Regions from separate parts of the Homo sapiens genome. Here regions 1 and 3 are each linked to region 2. A link is a loop called in an ENCODE intact Hi-C map of the cell type or tissue named here. Cell type or tissue: Calu3. All regions are shown on one strand. Region 1 overlaps LOC105374524 (a long non-coding RNA gene). Region 2 has its middle 450 kb from the start of ADGRA3. Region 3 overlaps LOC105374524 (a long non-coding RNA gene).

Region 1 (2,500 bases), 170 kb before region 2:
TCCTGCTAGAAAATATTACCAGTGGCCAGGCACAGTGGCTCACACCTGTAATCCCAGCACTTTGGGAGGCCGAGGTGGGCAGATCACTTGAGGTCAGGAGTTCAAGACCAGCCTGGCCAACATGGTGAAACCCCATCTCTACTAAAAATACAAAAATCAGCCAGGCGTGGTGGTAGGTGCCTATAGTTCCAGCTACTCCAGAGGCTGTGGCATGAGAATCACTCAAACCCAGGAGGCGAAGGTTGCAGTGACCTGAGATTGTACCACTGCACTCCAGCCTGGGTGACAGAGTGAGACTCTGGCTCGAAAAAGAAAAGAAAAGAAAAAAGAAAATATTACTAAAGGACTATTTCATGTGTTGTTATTTTCTATGAAAGAAAATAATCCATAGCATGCTCAAGTGATAGGTACTATAGAAATATTCACATAGGAAAACATACAGGCTTGATTACAAGTGAGGTATACTATTTTAACTCAAAACTTATTGCTTGAAAAAAGCAGAAAGCCAACTAGGAAGAGAAATTATGTGCTGCCATAAAAATCAAAAATGAAAGAATCCAACCCATTAACCTTGGATGTACAGAAACTTGAAGTTCCCTCATTCTTTTTGATAATCCTGGATTTTTCATCTAAATTTCATTCGACCTCGAGCAGACCTGCATTTGGCTTATTACTGAAATTTCATTGCTGAAATTTTCCAATGTAAAAAGTTTTCTAATCAGAAGTTAAATTTATACAAAATCTCCACTGTATTGAAGAAATAAATGTCTGCTTCTGCATTTTGTGCTTTGGGAATATGAGTTAGTTTTATTGTGGTGTTTCCAAATCAAGTCTCCAATTCTAACAGGGAAAAAAATCACATAGGACTCCATCTCTGTGCCAAAGCCCAGAATGAATTGAAATTTTATGAAGGGGCCTGAGCTTTAAGTTGTTAATAAGAAACTCCTGAGTTTCAGTTTCTCTCATCTTAGGTAATTGGGGCTTTAAGTGCATACAGAAAACTCGGGTCTCATATGATTGATACTTGGGACGTCCTTCCTTGTTCTGTTTAAGTTCCTTGGGAGCAATTCATCTCATTTTGTTTGTTTCTTTTTGCTTATAATCACTTCATATTTGACTATCAACTCGGGGAAATCTGAGTAGCTATACTAAGCCTAAAGATAGGTGGAGCAGGCAAGCTGCTTTGAATTGTTTCCAGCTTCCAGGGGCATTTCACTAGCATCTCCCCATTCATCCATCACACTTACTCCTCTTAATCCTCAAACAAGAAAGGCCTTTAAAATACTGACCACTCTCCACTGTGCTAACATTCCCTGGGAAAACACACAGTTTTCTTGTCCCAAAGATAGTTAAAATAAAATATAAAAAGCAAGGATAGGCTGGGCGCCGTAGCTCACGCCTGTAATCCCAGCACTTTGGAAGGCTGAGGCAGGCAGATCACCAGGTCAGGGGTTTGAGACCAGCCTGGCCAACATGGTGAAATCCCATCTCTACTAAAGATACAAAAAATTAGCCAGGCATGGTGGCGCACGCCTGTAATCCCAGTTACTCAGGAGGCTGAGGCAGGAGAATCGCTTGAACCCGGGAGACACAGGTTGCGGTGAGCCAGGCAGGAGAATCGCTTGAACCCAGGAGGCACAGGTTGCGGTGAGCCGAGATGGCTCGACTGCACTCCAGCCTGGGCGACAGGGTGAGACTCGGTCTCAAAAAAAAAAAAAAAAAAAGCAAGAATAACAGCAAATCGAGAGCAAGGCACACAGCCTGTTGCTCCCTATCTGTTTCTTGGAGACACGACCACACACACAAACCCCATATATGGTTTTTTTCCCTCCCTCTACTTACTCTCCCAAAGGGACAGCTGTGTTGTGAAAGGCTTTTATTTAGAAAGTCAGAGAGGAGTTGAGAGTTCCATTGGCTGTCTCAATAACCCCCAGGTTTACACAAGCTCTTACTCAGGAACTGAGCATCTTCTTAAAAGATAGCTTTGTGGCTGGGTGCGGTGGCTCATGCCTGTAATCCCAGCACTTTGGGAGACCGAGACAGGTGGATCACTTGAGGTCAAGAGTTTGAAACCAGCCTGGCCAACATGATGAAACCCCATCTCTACTAACAACACAACAATTTTCCAAGCATGGTGGTACAAGCTTGTAATCCCAGCTACACAGGAGGCTGAGGCAGGAGAATCGCTCGAACCAGGAGGTGGAGGTTGCAGTGAGTCAAGATCACACCACTGCACTCCAGCCTGGGCAACAGAGTGAGACTCTGTATTAAAAAAAAAAAAAAAAAAAAAAACAACTTTGAGTCTAACAATTACAAAAGCAACCTTTATCTACATTATCCAAGAAGGCACACTCTTGTCTCAATTTTCAAATGGGGGTGATGTCTGTTTATAAGAAGTATGTACCAGAGCTGTAGAAAAAAGATTTGACATTAGTCCCAGATCAAATTAGAGACTACAGAGAAAAAATAAGAATATAAGCCTTTGAAGGGCAGACGTAAA
Region 2 (2,500 bases):
AAAGAACTTAAACAAATTTACAAGAAAAAAACAAACAATCCCATCAAAAAATGGATGAAGGATATGAGCAGACACTTCTCAAAAGAAGACATTTATGCAGCCAACAAACATGAAAAAAAGCTAGTCATCACTGGTCATTAGAGAAATGCAAATCAAAACCTCAATGAGATACCATCTCACACCAGTTAGAATGGTGATCATTAAAAAGTCAGGAAACAACAGATACTGGAGAGGATGTGGAGAAATAGGAATGCTTTTACACTGTTGGTGGGAGTGTAAATTAGTTCACCCATTGTAGAAGACAGTGTGGTGATTCCTCAAGGATCTAGAACTAGAAATACCATTTGACCCAGCAATCCCATTACTGGGTATATACCCAAAGGATTATAAATCATTCTACTATAAAGACACATGCACATGTATGTTTATTGCGGCACTGTTCACAATAGCAAAGACTTGGAACCAACCCAAATGCCCATGAATGGCAGACTGGATAAAGAAAATGTGGCACATATTTACCATGGAATACTATGCAGCCATAAAAAAGGATGATCTCACATCCTTTGCAGGGACATGGATAAAGCTGGAAATCATCATTCTCAGCAAACTAACACAAGAACAGAAAACGAAACACCGTATGTTCTCACTTGTAAGTGGGAGCTGAACAATAAGAACACATAGACACAGGGAGGGGAACATTACACACTGGGGCCTGTCAGAGCGTGGGGGATTGGAGGAGGGATAGTATCAGGAGAAATACCTAATGTAGATGACACGTTGATGGGTGCAGCAAATCACCATGGCACGTGTATACCTGTGTAACAAACCTGCATGTTCTGCACATGTATCCCAGAACTTAAAGTATAATAATAATAAAAGAAAGAAAGAAAGAAGGAAGGAAGGAAGGAAGGAAGGAAGGAAGGAAGGAAGGAAGGAAGGAAGGAAAGAAAGAAAGAAAGAAAGAAAGAAAGAAAGAAAGAAAGAAAGAAAGAAAGAAAGAAAGAAAGAAAGAAAGTCCCTGAGATCTCTGAGGTGTCTGCTAAATATCTATTTCTTGGCTTATGGAATTCATGACCCCACTTTTCTGACTTAGTAAGAACCCTGCAGAGAGAAGGGTGACTTCTCGTCACTCTAGGACCTACAGCAAACACATGACCTTCTCCCACCAATCTGGATATATTCGTGGTTCTCACATTTTGTCTGCATCCCTATATTATACCAAGAGCAGAGCACTATAGTTAATGTATTTACATAGACCCACTTCTACCAAACTATACCCTTTGAGAGGAGTACACATTGTCTCTTATTCTTTTTTTTTTTTTTTGCCTCTCCAGTGTTCAGTGTTTGCTGAAAGAATTGAATGTTCCATCTGATTTGATTACCAATTCCTGCAGTTCCCTGAATTCAGCCCACATTGTGCAGCACTCTAAAAAATTCTAGAACAATCCCTTCCCCCAAATTTTACACAACTTGGTTTGAACTCCCTCTGCTGGTGAATCCAGTAAAATCCCTCGACTACGGATCTAGTTTACAACGTTCACTGAGAAAAAGAGAAGGCTATCAAGCAGAAAAAAAGTCTAAAATAGACAGCATTTCCTGAGGGAGCATTAAACTTCATCTTTAAGAGATCATTGCTTTGTGCAAGGAAACACTATAAAAAAGAGTGAACCTTATCATCAGTTTCACTGTGTAGTTGAGCCTAGGAGTAAAGTGCAGAGATTGAGAAATCTCCTGGGCCGAGATAGGAGGATAACTAATGAACTAGAAGATATCTGGGGTGTGTGATCCTTAATTGTACATTTCATTGCTTTTACTATTTTCTATTACAACTTTATAGCTGGCTAACCGTATTTTTCAAGAGCCAATGCTTGGCCGTAAGAATGTGTTTAAGAAAATAAAAAGAACCTCTTAACTTCTTTAGAAACTTTTTTCTCTTTAATAGATTTTCTCTTTTCTCCCCCGAAGCAGTGATTCTTTCAAAAACGAGAACACTAAATTTATTTCCAAAATGAATATGGAACTTTTTAATATCTCACACTCATTTTCCCCTTACCTTCCTAAGTATTTTTCTTCCTTATAATTTAATATAAGGCAATATCATGAGTCATAAGATTGATACCTAATTATTACAAGTGAAATAATTGTAAGTAATGGAGATGTATTTCACTTTCAGACTGTTGAAGAAATTGAAGCATTTTATATTATGAATGATTATTGGCTTTGAACAGTGCAGAATTTTGTGGTTCCTCATTCCACTCAAGAAGTTTTCACATGAGGCCAGTTAAAGCACATAAGCTCTTACAGATCAAATAAACTCATATAAACTTAAGTGAAAATGGAAATAAAAAGGAAGGGCATTAGCATTTATTTAGTTCTTAATATGTACAAGAGATTCACATAAATGTATTTCATATGTATGTCCACTTATCTTTACAGAAATCCTGTGAAGTAAGTATTATACCTTTGTTTTACAAAAGGGAGAATAAATTTAGAGAGTCTA
Region 3 (2,500 bases), 120 kb before region 2:
CTCTCTTGATTCCCTTTCCACCCCCTCTACTTCTCGTGCCTCTGCCACCCCTGAGATAGGAAGATCAACACCCCCTCCTCTACCTTCCTCTCCTCAGCCTACTCAATGTGAAGTTGATGAGAATAAAGACTTTTATAATGATCCACTTCCACTTAATAAATAGTAAATATATTTTCTCTTCCTTGCGATTTTCTTAAATACATTTTCTATTCCCTATCTTACTTTATTGTAGGAATACAGTATAGAAGACATATAATATATAGAATACATGTTAATTGACTATTTATGTTATTGGTAAGGCTTCCTCTCAACAGTACACTATCAGTAGTTAAGTTTTGGAGGAGATAAAGTTGTATGTTTGTTTGTTTGCTTGTTTTTTTATTGTGCAGGGGTTGGTGCCCCTAATACTTGCGTTGTTCAAGGGTCAACTAAATATCCCGCCCAATAATTAATTGTTCACATTGTTTAGGTCAACAGGATGTTATTACATGTGATGTAAGCAAACGTTTAATGTGCTAATGTAGTTGCTTTTGTCATCACCATGCAGAGAACATATCCCAGGTAGCCACAGCTCCTCCAGCCTGCAGTTCGGAATGAGACACATCAATTAGACCTGCTACTGGATCCAAGCCCTGTCAGTTCACAGTCTGAAGCAGAACTTCCCAGCTGACCCTCAGACGTGTGAGTAAATAAATGTGCTTTAAATAAAATAAATACATATAAATAAAATATCAAAATAAAATAAATTTTAAAATAAATAAAAATTTAAAAATATGTAAATAACATTAAATAATTTAATTAAATATGCTTTAAATAAAAATACTTATATTTGTAAGTGCAGTGACTTTTGGCACCAAGTACCTGTAGTTAGGTCAGACTTCACAGATGAAGGGCATAGTCCTCTTTAAAACAGCCTTCACTTCAGACACCAGCCACAAGGTTAGGAGTCCCCAGGCCACCCTCACTTTTGACCAACTGGCTACAAATCCACGCGTTCCCACTTCCTCTATGATTCATTAATTTGCTAAAATGACTCATAAAACTCAAGAAAGAACTGTATTTATAATTGTAGTTTTCTTATAGCATAAGAATACAAATCAGCACTAGCTAAATGTATTGACACAGAGCAAGGTCTGAGAGGCTCCCAAATATGGAAGCCCCACTGTCCTCTCTTCATGGAGTCCAGAGTTCCCTTTCTGGCACATCGTTGTTTGACAATGCTCAGAATATTGTCAACCAGGGAAGTTCACTTAAGCTTCTGTGTCCTAAGTATGAGTGATTGAATCATCCCCATGTCACTCAATCTACAGTCAGCCTCCTCTCCCAAAAAGTCAAGATATTATCATATAGCTCACAACTCAACCATCCAAACATATGGTTGGTCTTTCTGGCATGACCAATCTCCCTTCTGAGTGAACTCTCAGGGCCCATCATGAATAACAAAGCCACTTCTATGGCTCAGGAAATCCCCAGGACTTAGAGGCTACCACCCAGGAACTGGGGACAAAGGCCAGTGAAATTCTTCATTACAGAGTAAGCCACTGAATCTTTGGTGTGGTTTGTTACACTACATTATCCTGGCAATAATTGACTTCTACAAAATGTCCATTACAAAAAAAACACCACATGCCACGCTAGTTTGAATTTTTTATGGAAAATATCAATGGAGATGAGGAAACAGATGACAAGATGATCACATATTTGGGTCTCATATTTAAATAGATGAATACCCACAACCATTTTAAAATACGTTGAGCTTGAACTCTCATTCTAGAGAAAAATATTGAAAGGATGGCTTTTGTTTTCTATAATCTGTTATATTTTATCTGTCTCCCTTCCTTTGACGTAAGCCTTGAGATTTCTTTGGGCTAAGGATGAAATTTATATTCTTGATAAAAACTTTTTCTCATTAAGGGATAGTTATCATTACTCATCATGACATTAAATTAATGTTAAAGAGGAAATAGTTTATTCCAAATTCAAGTAGGGTAGTTATCTAATTAGTACTAACATTAGTATTAATTAGTTAGTATTAGTACTAACATTAGTTCTAACTAGTGCTGACATTAAATGTTAGTACTAATTAGCTAGTTATCTATCTACTTAGAGTTATCTAATTAGTACGAACATTCAATGTTCTAGAATATGCTTTACCTGAGAGTTGTGAAGACTCACCCCTAAAGTGTCACTAGTGATTCTTCTTTCCTTAATGCATCTAGAGACATAGCTAAACATGGTTTCATTTTAACTTTCACAGATACAGTGTAGTGGCAAAAAAAAAAAAAAAAAAAAAAAAAAAAACTCAAAAAACAAAATATAGGATTTCTAGCCTACCTGTCAAGAAATTCATCATAGAGGCTCTGTTCTTCATGTGCTGTGTGATTTTGAGCAAGTCACTTCTTTTCACTAGACTCCAAATTTTTCATCTGTAAAATAAGAAAGACCAGCAGATCTCTGAGTTTCCTAACAGGTCAATTAATTCCATTTCTCTCTGAATTAC

Evidence for each region. Hi-C counts contacts between places; a loop is a spot of excess contacts. Peaks named below come from ENCODE experiments on the same cell type or tissue, not always from the same donor. Only the 100,000 strongest peaks of a DNase experiment are listed, where the experiment ranks them.
Region 1: a loop joins it to region 2, with 10 times the contacts of the local background. A loop is called at or near these places in 5 of 110 quality-filtered maps.
Region 3: a loop joins it to region 2, with 2.8 times the contacts of the local background. A loop is called at or near these places in 2 of 110 quality-filtered maps.

Annotation. Positions count from the first base shown.
Region 1 is chr4:23,131,223-23,133,722 of GRCh38, reverse strand. The region is part of intron 12 of LOC105374524 (a long non-coding RNA gene); the gene reads right to left. Among named protein-coding and RNA genes, the nearest start is that of ADGRA3, 620 kb to the right of the region's middle. In Calu3, no CTCF peak of the experiment used is centred here; no DNase peak of the experiment used is centred here.
Region 2 is chr4:22,961,583-22,964,082 of GRCh38, reverse strand. No RefSeq gene overlaps it. Among named protein-coding and RNA genes, the nearest start is that of ADGRA3, 450 kb to the right of the region's middle. In Calu3, no CTCF peak of the experiment used is centred here; a DNase peak (open chromatin) is centred at 1,482.
Region 3 is chr4:23,083,623-23,086,122 of GRCh38, reverse strand. LOC105374524 (a long non-coding RNA gene) reads right to left here. Exons shown (of 19, transcript XR_007058437.1): 9 at 2,335-2,426. Among named protein-coding and RNA genes, the nearest start is that of ADGRA3, 570 kb to the right of the region's middle. In Calu3, no CTCF peak of the experiment used is centred here; DNase peaks (open chromatin) are centred at 962 and 1,472.